2 separate regions of the Homo sapiens genome follow, and region 1 is linked to region 2. A link is a loop called in an ENCODE intact Hi-C map of the cell type or tissue named here. Cell type or tissue: thyroid gland. All regions are shown on one strand. Links, peaks and the distances in the headings refer to the core of each region. The heading gives the core; the rest is flanking DNA.

Region 1 (3,142 bases), core at 1-2,500, 160 kb before region 2:
TAGCATGGATACAGTATCACTTTTTAAAGTGATTTTCCTTTGGAAGGACATAAACCTAAAAATTGTTTCCAGTTTTCTGCTATCACAAACAATTTTGTACACATGTGCAAGAATTTTTCTTGAGCTAACACTAAGAAGTAGAATTTTTGAGTTGTAGGGTATGCACATTTAAATTTTCATAGATGCTGACAATGTATTTTAAAAGGGCTGTCACAGTTAACACCCCCACTATTTTTACTGTCTTTTGGTGTTAGTAGAGAAGCTTAAATTTTGGTGTCAGTCTAAGACTGCAAGAGTCATTTACAAGCAGTGGGACTAAGAGAAGTCATTTAACCTCCCTAAACCCCTGCTTCTTTATACTCAAAATGAGGATAAGTGTCTATGTCATGGAGTTCTTGCAGGGAATCGAGCTGAGGCCAGTAATACTTAGCACAGTCCCTGGCATATAGTAAGTGCTGATGAAAGGTGACTCCTACTCCTCCTCACCTTCCTTCTCTAAGATCTAAGCTTATCTATAAATGGGGCTATTCTATTATAATCTTTGCTAGGTTGAGATCACTTTGTTATTATTACTGTAGGATGTTTCTCCTTTTGAGAGGTACTGACACATCCTGGGCTGCATTTCTAAACTGGTCCTCTGAAAGAAACTTACCATGACATGGATTCCTATGTAATGAAACCACTTAATACTTTTAATTTAATGATGACACTGAATATGTGCATGGGCCATACTCAAATTTTTCCTGAAAGAACCACTTCCCTGTGCACTTAAGGATACTTACACTCTTCAAAAGTTTTGCATATGAGAGACTAAAATTAAGTTAATATCTTCAGAATGGCAATTTCCAAATGAAGTGATTTGTGCTCGTTAGCATGTTCTATTTAAGGCAAATGAATATATTGTTCTTTTTTACAGGAAGCTTTTAAGGTAACTCAGCTTACCGTGGAGTGGAGAGAGAATGTGATTGGGAGTCAAAGAGATCCAGGTTTGACTTTCAGCCCTGTCTCTTATTACCTAAGGGTCTTATTAAGATCCTTACTACTTCTGAGTCCCAATAATCATATTTATATTTATCTTGGAAGGTTGTTGAGAAGATTTAATGAGATAATATGTGCAAGTGCTGGACACATGGGGCATCCTTAAGAAATGCTGATTCCTGTCTATCCCCCCAGTGTTATTTACATAGGCTTCTGAATTCACCATCTATTGATTGAGTACAAGCTATGTGTCATCAGGAACTTCTATAGGCTGTGAGAGAGGGACAAATAAGAGAGACAGTCTCACCTTAAGGGGTTTTTAGTCTAGTGAGAAAGCTAGGCCATGGCTAAGTGACCTCAAGAGAACAATAAACACAATAACATTATGTCCAGGGCTCTCATCTCCCGATATGAGAAGTCAGAGGAACCTTCACAGAAGTATCTCTTGAGCTGGACCTTGAAGGATGAGGATGAGTTCACCAGGCAGGGAAGAAGAGCAGGTGGAAAAGCAAAGATAGAAAGAGCTGGGAGTGTTCTAACACTGGTGAGCATTAATCTTTCATCTCTAAAATATTTGGCCCGACATTCTTACAGTCTCTCCTGTGGCTGACATCTCCTGTGGTTCAAATGGACATTGGACTCACTAAAGAAGGGCACTGGACTCACTAAAGAAATCAAGAATTATTAATGTTCATTGCAGACTGGAACTTGGAACGCTGTAAATAACCCCAGCTCTACAAATCTGTCTGGAAAATGCTTAGTTCATGTTTGCTCTTTGTTACTTTTTCAAGGGAGTACTGAGGAAATCACAATTGTGGTTTCTGGCTGGAAATAGGTCCTATCTGTCACTATTGATCCTAAACAATTTGTCTCTCTGGAATCAGATTAAAATAGGTCCTATCTGTCACTATTGACCCTAAACGATTTGTCTCTCCGGAATCAGATTATTTAACCTCATTTCTAAAAGTTGTACTCAGGTGCTGGGTTAGGTGGATACTGCTAATAACAGCAGATGATCAATGATTCTTCCAGCAAACAGAGGAGTAAGTCACCTAGTGGGCAGAAAAGCCTGTTCCTCTGTGCCCATTTAATAAAAAAAATTATCCAGAGCACAAATTAATTTGTCATTAAAAGTGGCCATTCTCAGATATAGTTCTTACATCTTTTGTACTATTTTATAAACTATAGGCATCTGCCAGCAGCTGCTGGAACAGGAAAGTTTATATCCAGGCAGAGGGAAAAAAACATGGTAGAAAATGAGCAGGCTGAAACCAATATGAAGAAATGCCAGAAGAAAAAATGCACAATCAACTTTTGTCGTGTATTTTAAAATAAACTCTCTGGTCCAGTTGTAGCCGAGAATGACTCATCCCATCCACAGAAGCACCAAAGGGAATGGGGCAGGAAGGATGAACAGAAACAAGATTCTGTTTTACATAATTCTTATTTTCATGCAAAAAGGTATTCAAATAGCACATGAAATTGGCCAGTAATGTACCTCACTATTTACCTCACTATTTACAATGTCAGACAAAATGCAGGAGAGTTTGCTAGATAAGAATTATGACAGCCAGTCAATTAAAAGACTGTCATAGATCATATCCTACCATCCAGAACACCACAGTGTAAGGTTCTTGTATCGGTTTGAACCCCAAGAGCACGCCAAAAGATAACACGAGGCGGTGTGGGGTAACATGCTGTTTTAATGAGCGCCTGGGTGCAGGGGGGCTGACTAGGCCTCAGCCCCAAGTGAGGACAGGGCAAAGGCTTTAGAGTCTCCTGTAAACAGGAAGTGTCCTAGTCTGAAGTAACTGCTACGTTGTACCCGGATGGCCTCTTTTTCGATCTTCAGGTGTACGTGTCTTTCCACCTGGGTAAGTGTCTTCCAGCGGCTCTTTTCCTGCTTCTGCTATCTTGCTGGGGCACGCTACTGGCAAAAGTAGCCTTGCGGCTTGGGACTGGGCCTGAGAAAGGAGGAGTTATTTATCTCTTTAAGCTTTCAGGCTCCGGGGAAAATCTTACACACAGAAGTGTCAAAGTCCCTTTGGGAAGAGTGATGCATAAGGATCTACTGGTTGCAACAGAGACCTGCTCAAATGACTTCCAAAAACGGGGAAAGGACTATCAGTGATTTTCAAACTTGGTGACACATTGACCTCACCTG
Region 2 (8,704 bases), core at 3,794-6,293:
GTATTACTCTGATACCAAAACGCAAGGAAGTCAAATTTTAAAAAAGAAAACTATAGGCCAATATCACTGATGAATATTGAGGCAAAAACTTTCAACAAAATACTAGCAAACCGAATTCAACAACACAATAAAAAAAAGGTCATTCATCATGACCAAGTGGGCTTTATCTCAGGGATGCAAGGATGGTTCAACATATGCAAATCAATTAATGTGATACATCATATCAACAGAATGAAGGACAAAAACAATATGATTGTTTCAATTGATGCTGAAAAAGTATTTGACACAATTCAACATCCTGACATGATTAAAAAAAAACCGTCAAAAAACTGGATATAGAAAGAACATACCTCAAAATAATAAAAGCTATATTTGACAGACCCACAGCTAGTATCATATTGAATGGGGAAAAACTGAGACCCTTTCCTCTAAGATTGGGAACATGACAAGAATGCCCACTGTCACCAATGTTATTCAACACGGTACTGGAAGTCCCAGCTAGAGGAACTAGACAAGAGAAAAAAATAAAGGGCATCCAGCCAGGCATGGTGGCTCATGCCTGTAATCCCAGCACTTTGGGAGGTTGAGTCAGGCAGATCACTTGAGGTCAGGAGTTTGAGACCAGCCCAGCCAACATGGTGAAACCTCATCTCTACTTAAAATACAAAAATTAGCCAGGTGTGATGGCAGGTGCCTATAATGTCAGCTACTTGGGAGGCTGAGGCAGGAGAATTGCTTGTACCCGGGAGGCAGAGTTTCCAGTGAGCCTATACCTCACCACTGCACTCCAGCCTGGGTGACAGAGCGAAACTCTATCTCAAAAACGAAAGAAAGAAAGGGCATCCAAATTAGAAAGGAAGAAGTCAAATTTTCCTTGTTTTAAGATGACATGATCTTATATTTGGAAAAACCTAAAGACGCCACCAAAAAACCACTAAAACTGATAAGCAAATTCAGTAAATTTGCAAGATACAAAATGAATATATAAAAATCAGTAGCATTTCTATATATCAACAGCAAACAATCTGAAAAAGAACCAAGAAAGTAATCCCATTTACAATAGCCACAAATAAAATAAAACACCTAGCAATTAACTTAAACAAAGAAGTAAAAAATATCTACATTGAAAACTATAAAACATTGATGCAAGAAATTGAAGAGGACACACAAAAAATGGAAAAATATTCCATGTCATAGGATTGGAAGAATTAATATTGCTAAAATGTCCATACTACCCAAAGCAATCTATAGATTTCATACAATTTCTATCAAAATACCAATAACATTCTTCACACAAATAGTAAAAACAATCCTAAAATTTATATGGAACCACAAAAGACCTAGAATAGGCAAAGCTATCCTAAGCAAAAAGTATGAAACTGGAGGAATCACATTACCTGACTTTAAATTATACTACAGAGCTACAGTAATCAAAATGGTATGGTACTGGCACAAAAACAGACGCAATGACCAGAGGAACAGAATAGAGAACCCAGAAATAAATCCATACATCTACAGTGAACTCATTTTTGACAAAGGTGCCAAGAACATACAGTGGGGAAAAGACAGTCTCTTCAATAAATGATACTGGAAAAAACAGACATCCATAGGAAGAAGAATGAAACTAGACCCCTATCTCTCACTATATACAAAAATCAAATCAAAATGGATTAAAGACTTAAATCTAAGACCTCAAACTATGACAACCAAAGAAAAAACTGAACAAATGAGATCACATCAAATTAAAAAGCTTTCACACAGCAAAGAAAACAATCAATAAAGTGAAGAGACAAGAATAGGAGGAAATATTTGCAAACTACCCACCTGACAAAGGATTAATAGCCAGAATGTATTAGGAACTCAAACGACTCTGTAGGAAAAATCTACTAATTTGTTTTAAAATGGACAAAAGATCTGAATAGACATTTCTCAAAAAAAGATATACATATTGCAAACAGGTATATGAAAAGGTGCTCAACATCATTGATCATCAAAGAAATGCAAATCAAAACTACAATGAGATGTCTCACTCCAGTTAAAATGGCTTTTATTCAAAAGTCAGGCAATAATAAATGCTGGAGAGGATGTGGAGAAATGGGAACCCTCGTGCACTCTTGGGAATGTAAATTAGTGCAACCACTATGAAGAACAGTTTGGAGATTTCTTGAAAAACTAAAAATAGAGCTATCCCACCATCCAGCAATCACACTCCTAGGTATATACCCGAAAGGAAATCAGTATATCAAAGAGATATCTGCACTTTTTTCTTTTTTTTGAGATGGAGTTTTGCTCTTGTTGCCCAGGCTGGAGTACAGTGGCGCAGTCTCGGCTCACTATAACCTCTGCCTCCTGGGTTCAAGTGATTCTCCTGCCTCAGCCTGAGTAGCTGAGACTACAGGTGCCCACCACCACACCCGGCTGATTTTTGTATTTTTAATAGGGATGGGGTTTCACCATGTTGGTCAGGCTGGTATCAAACTCCTGACCTCAAGTGATCCGCCCACCTTGGCCTCCCAAAGTGCTGGGATTATAGGTGTTAGCCACCACGCCCAGCCTGGATATCTGCACTTCTATGTTTGTTGCAGCATTGTTTACAATAGCTAAGATTTGGAAGCAACCTAAGTGTCCATCAACAGATGAACAGATAAAGAAAATATGGTACATATACACAATGGAGTACTATTCAGCCACAATAAAGAATGAGATCTTGTCATCTGCACAACATGGTTGGAACTGGAGGTTGGAATTTCATTAAGTTAAGTGAAATAAGCCAGGCACAGCGAGACAAACTTCACACGTTCTCACTTTTTGTGGGAGATAAAAAGTAAAACAATTGAACTTATGGCAATATAGAGTAGAAAAATGGTTACCAGAGGCTGGGAAGAGTACTTGGGGTTGGGGGGTTGGGGACTGTAGGGGAGAAGTGGGGAAGGTTAATGGGTACAAAAAATAGAAAGAATGAATAAGACCTAGTATTTGCTAGCATAACAGGATGACTATAGTAAAAAATAATTTAATTTTACATTTTAAAATAACTAAGAGTATAATTGGCTTTGTTTGTAACACAAAGGATAAATGCTTGAGGTAATGGATACCTATCCACCCTGATGTGATTATTATGCATTGCATGCTTGTATCATAATATCATATGTGACCCATAAATATATATATACCTATTATATACCCACAAAAATTAAAAATTAAAATTTTTGAAAAGAAATGAAATACTGATGCTGTATAACATGAATGAACCTTGAAGACATTATGGTAAGTGGAAAAAGTCTATCACAAAGGATCACATATTGGATAATTCCATTTATATGAAATGTCCAGAATAGTCAAATCTGTAGAGTAAAAACATAGATTAGTGGTTGCCTAGGACAAGGGGGGAAAAGGAGGATTATGGAGGGGGGATGATGCCTAAGGGATGTGAAGTTACTTTTTAGGATAATAAAAATGTTCTAAAATTGATTGTGGTGATGGTCATTAAATTGTAGTCTTTAAATGAATGAATTGTATGATATGTGATTATATCTCAAATATATTTAAAACTGTTTTTTAATAAATAAAGGTAAATATTTAGAGATTTTTCTAAAAAGCAATTATTCATGCAAAAAATCATGTAGGTTAATTGTCTCCTTCCCCTATCATTCTCCCACCCCAGAAGAAAAGAACTAGCACTTGTTGAGCACTTCGTTGGTGCCAGGCAATTCTGGTTCCAACTCTGCCAAGGTCATACAAGCAATAAAAGGGGACACCAGGTCCCCTGAGGAAGGACTCTGCTACATTGCCAAAAATGTATACCGTTTATCTTTCTCCCAGTCATCCCCAAAGGGACCTGCAGCCTTTTATCAGAGGAACTGTGCACTGGGGAAAAAGAAATAATCAGATTGTTTCAAGGATGACTGGACACTGGCTTTGAACTGATACTAATTTCAGGAGACCCAAAATATTACTGTGGTCTGCCAGTCACAGTAGGGGATTATGGCTGTTAGGTGAGGGGATGGTTAATTTTACATGCTAACCACTGGGCTGCAGGGTGCCCAGATAAACATTATTTCTGCGTGTGTCTATGAGATTGTTCCTGGATGAGATTAGCATTTGAATCGGTGAACTCAATATAGATGGCCCTCTCCAATGCAGGTGGGCATTCTCCAATGTATTGAGGGCCTGAATAAAGCAAAATGTGGAGCAAGGAGGAATTTGCCCCTTTTTTTTCTGCCTCACTGGGACATCTCATCTCATCTTCTGCTCTTGAACTGGGATTTACACCATCGGTACCTCTGATTCTCATGCCTTCAAACGTAGACTGAAGTACAATACCAGCTTTCCTGGGTCTCCAGCTTATAGATGACAGACTGTGGGACTTCTCAGCCTCCATTATTGTGTGAGCCAATTCCTAATAATAAATTCCTCATTCCTCTCTCTCTCTGTCTCTCTCTCTCTCTCTGTCTCTCTCTCACTCTGTCTCTCTCTCTCTCAGTCTTTTTCTCTGCAAATCCCCGACAATGGAGTTTGACTACGTCCACCTCATAGTAGACCCAGCGGGTCCCTGAACCCATCCTGTGGTTATTTCCCCATTTCTAGAATGCATAATTGGAATAGACTTACTCAGCAGCCTGCAGAATCCCCACATTGGTGGAATTCTAGACTGAAATTCAAGTCTGTTCTTTCCATTATGCTGAATGTCTTGAGGGCGAAAGACCAAAGTATTAACATGGGTGCCAGCAGCACTGGAATTTATTCCTACTTTCTACATAATGAATTTATGGCTGGGGATCTGGTTTCTCAGAGGTGATTAGAAGCAGCAAATTAGAAGGAGACACAAATTAGACAGAGACATACTAATGTCAGCAGTGAGGGATAAACATTGACAACCCACAGTGAGGCAGAACCCACAGGAAGTAGGCAGAAACTCAGGGAGCAAAGCAGTCTGCCGAGGATGGGCAGAGAGGCTACCTGCCTCCACCGCCCTCAAGGGCACACCTCAGAGCAGAGTGGCCCTTCTCAAACTTGAGCATGCATGAGAAGCACCTGGAGGGCGTGTTAAATCACAGAGTGCTGGGCTCCACCCCCAGGGTTTCAGATGCAGCATGTCCAGGGTGAAGTCTGCACTTACATTTCTGAGAATCTGCGTTTCTAACAAGTCTCCAGGTTGAGGGGTTGCTGATGCTGCTGGTCCAGAGTCCACACTTTGAGAACCCCTGGCATATATTGGTGTTCCCAATAATGATCCTGAATCTTTAAAACAAGATTAGATTATTCTGGATTCCTATGTACAATGAATTTAAAGTAATTCGGGTCAAAATAAGTAAGAATAAACTTTTTGGCATTTAAAGAGTTAAGGTTTGAAAATTGGAAAAATTTATTCATAAAGACCCAGCCCCCACATCACCAGAGGAGGCCTAGGGCCTTCCCTGATTACCTAATCAGGTGGCCTCCTACAATATCACTCCCTCAATCTCCTGCCCACTTTATATCATTTCATAGCACATATTGCAACCAGATATTATATGTTTTTTTGTTTATGATCTTTCTCCCACAAAAAAATAAGCTCCGTGATGACAGGGCTTGTTATCTTTTGTTCACCACAGAATCCCAAAATCTGGAACCTGGCCCTTAGTATGATCTTAATAAATAATTATTAATGAATAAATGAATAAACCAAATAAAACATTTATTTTGCTATAATGCTTGGAGGAGGCCAGAGTACAGGAAGGGGGCTGATTGCTGGGAGGTTACTCTTCAAGCAAAAGGACCCTTCCCACTCTACATGTCCTTTGAGAAAATGGAATTTAAGGGGAGCAGTAAATGAGAGAAAAGAAAATGCTGTTTTTGAAGAGGCTGTTCTCCATCTCCGTCTAGATGCTAAGAATGCAATTTCAGGCCAGACAAAGTGGTTCATGCCTCTAATGCCAACACTTTAGGAGGCGGAGGTGGGAGAATCACTTGAGGACAGGAGTTTGAGACCAGCCATGGCAACATATGCAGATACTCTGAAGGCTGAGGTGGGAGGATTGCTTGAGCCCAGGAGTTCAAGGTTACAGTGAGCTATGATTGTACCACTGCACTCCAGCCTAGGTGGCAGAGCAACCCCCTGTCTCAAAAAAAAAAAAAAAAAAATCCTGAAGAAAGGGGCAGAAAGGCCCCACAGAGCTCAGCACTCATACAAATTCCAGGTTATTTCTACCCAGGGACCTCCAGCTGAGCTCATGATGCTCCTTGGAGAAGTGCTGCCTGGGCTTGAAAGACTGGCTCAGCTTATCTAGGTTTATCTGCCATTCCGTGAGCTCAGTGTTGCTGGCAAAGGGGGCAGTGCTCTGTGGCGAATTCCCTGCACAGTGACTCGCCTGTGCTGCTGGAAAATATTAAGGTTTCTGCTGGTGGAAAAATACAGAAAAAGCAAAACCACACATCATCCTTCCTCCTCTCCCCTTCTCTGCTAAACTATGTATTGTTTTCCCTCTTTGTCACTCTTCCAAGAGGCCCACCACATACCTTCCTGACACAGAAATATTAAACCAGGAAGCCAAGAGTTCAGCTAGGCTCGTTTCTTGATTACAGATGATGTCATTAAGTAGCACATCCAGGACTGAAATTCAACTCCATCCCACAACAGAGCTTTCTACCACCCCCACCCCCCATCTGAAGACTATGAGCTCCTGTGGGGAGACAGCTGCTGCATTCTCATGAACATGGTGTCTGGCACCTTAATAGGTCTCAAGAAATAGTTCAGGAATGAGTTTGTGAATGGCTCGCTCTTGTCTATTCCCACAAATACTTTGCAAGAGGTAGTATGATTGTTGATGACATCTCTGTTGAGGTTAGAAAGAGAGAAGGATGCAATAGAGAAGTTCTGGAAGGATATGCAGGTGTAGTGTGTCTCAGGAAAATTAATTTCATGATGTCAGCACTTTCCAGGGTCTAGTCTAGTTGTTTGGGTCTAGAAACCCAATCTTTACAGTGCATTCATAGTTGAGTGTTGGAAACTGCCTCAAGCTAACTAAATTCACAAAATACCAGCATGCTATTAATTAATTCACAATATGCCAAAGGGACTGAGTATTTGAACTGGCTAATTCAACCATTCTCTCCCTAAGGAAAAATAATATAATTTGGGAAGCCACCTCCTTTAACTGTGAGTCCATATAGGGCCCTTATTATGTCACTCCAACCCCTAGCACAGTGAATAATCACACAGAGAGTTATTTTTTCGTAGAAGATAGGCTCCATGAGGGCAGGCGTTGCCTGTCTTGTTCACTGCTATATCCCAGGCTCCTAAAAGAGTGCCTGCCACATACTAGGTTCTCAATGGGTGTTTGTTGAAAGAATGAATACTTGAAGAGTTCTTTAATCAGCACAAAGTTAGGACAAATAAATTTTGTTTTATTGCCCTGTTGCTATTGAAAAGCTTATATGAAGTGATACAACCAACTCTGTTAAGAGAATGCAGCTGCCAAGCAGATGTTAAGGCCATGCCCCCGACTCCTGACTGGCATCTTCTTCATTGGGTGGTATTGAAAACACTGACATTTTGCTCTTTGACCTCCCTTTCACTCTGGAGATCTGCTGGTTGGCACATTCTTTCTTGAGACAAAGTGCTAGCCAGTTGTAATTTTCTCAGTTGTACTTACCTTCTGATCACTCCTCCCCATGACTACACCTTGGCATCCTGGTCACCCTGCTTGAAAGGGGTGAGCTGAAGACTTGCCAGCTGCACATCTGTACTTCTTGGAGGGAGTCCTATTCTACACATGTTGATTCATCCTTGCTTCCTCCACAAAGGGCAACTGAGTGTCCTGGTAGCCTAACCATAGTCTGTAGCAAGTGTAGGGGTGAAACGGTAATGCCTGTCCTCACTCATTGCAAGGTCCCCAGCTAACACCCCTATGATGAAAGACAGATTCACAAGAAAAAAGTATAACAAATTTATTTAACAAAGTTTTATGTAATACAGGAGCCTTCCGAAACAAAAGACCCAAAGACCCAGAGAAAACTTTTTTTTTAATGCTTAGGTTTGATGAAGACTGTACTGCCATGTAGAAATGTGATTGGACAAAAAGGACATGTCCCAATGGTAATAAGCTGAGATGGGAATCCATCATGGCTTGTTTGTTTAGCTTCTTCTTGGCCTCTTGCATAACATTTCTTTCTCCAGGATAAGGCAGGATCACCTGTCAAATGAGAGTTTTAAGGGGAGAAGAAAGGTCAGAGACTGACATTTTTAGGTTTATGGTTTGCTTTGGGAAAGAGGGGTTCTAGTTTCTATGACCTGCTGTGGGAAAGAAATGAAAGAAAGAGAAAGGAGAGTGGGAGAAGCTCAGAAAGAACATCTTGCTTCTGAGGCCCTTCCAATCTCCCTCAGTGCAAAGTATTCAGCATACCAAAGTGCTATACTTGAGGTTCTCATGTTCTGATTCCCAACACAAACATTCAGAGGGAGTTGTGGAAAGAGCAGGCAATTGGAAGTACAAATGAAACGGGGGAGTTCCCTGACCCCCCTTGCAGGACGTGTGATGGGTGTGGCTCATCCATTTGGCCATCTTGCTCTCAAACCCCTTATGGGAGCAGGAACATGCAGACAGGCAGGTGTAGGAGCTGGGGCAAGCACTTTTGGCCTCCGGCCCCATGGTTGCATCTAGGGGTGGGTGCCTGTGACTCCCGAAGCCCAAGTGGGCATGTGTTACAGTGCGCTCTTTCACCC

The links. Peaks named below come from ENCODE experiments on the same cell type or tissue, not always from the same donor. Only the 100,000 strongest peaks of a DNase experiment are listed, where the experiment ranks them.
Region 1: a loop joins it to region 2, with 4 times the contacts of the local background. A loop is called at or near these places in 98 of 110 quality-filtered maps.

The regions. Positions count from the first base shown.
Region 1 is chr13:48,760,629-48,763,770 of GRCh38, reverse strand. No RefSeq gene overlaps it. Among named protein-coding and RNA genes, the nearest start is that of CYSLTR2, 110 kb to the right of the region's middle. In thyroid gland, for the core only: no CTCF peak of the experiment used is centred there; no DNase peak of the experiment used is centred there.
Region 2 is chr13:48,598,772-48,607,475 of GRCh38, reverse strand. LOC105370202 (a long non-coding RNA gene) reads right to left here. Exons shown (of 3, transcript XR_941958.4): 3 at 7,916-8,174. Among named protein-coding and RNA genes, the nearest start is that of LINC01077, 13 kb to the right of the region's middle. In thyroid gland, for the core only: no CTCF peak of the experiment used is centred there; a DNase peak (open chromatin) is centred at 5,015.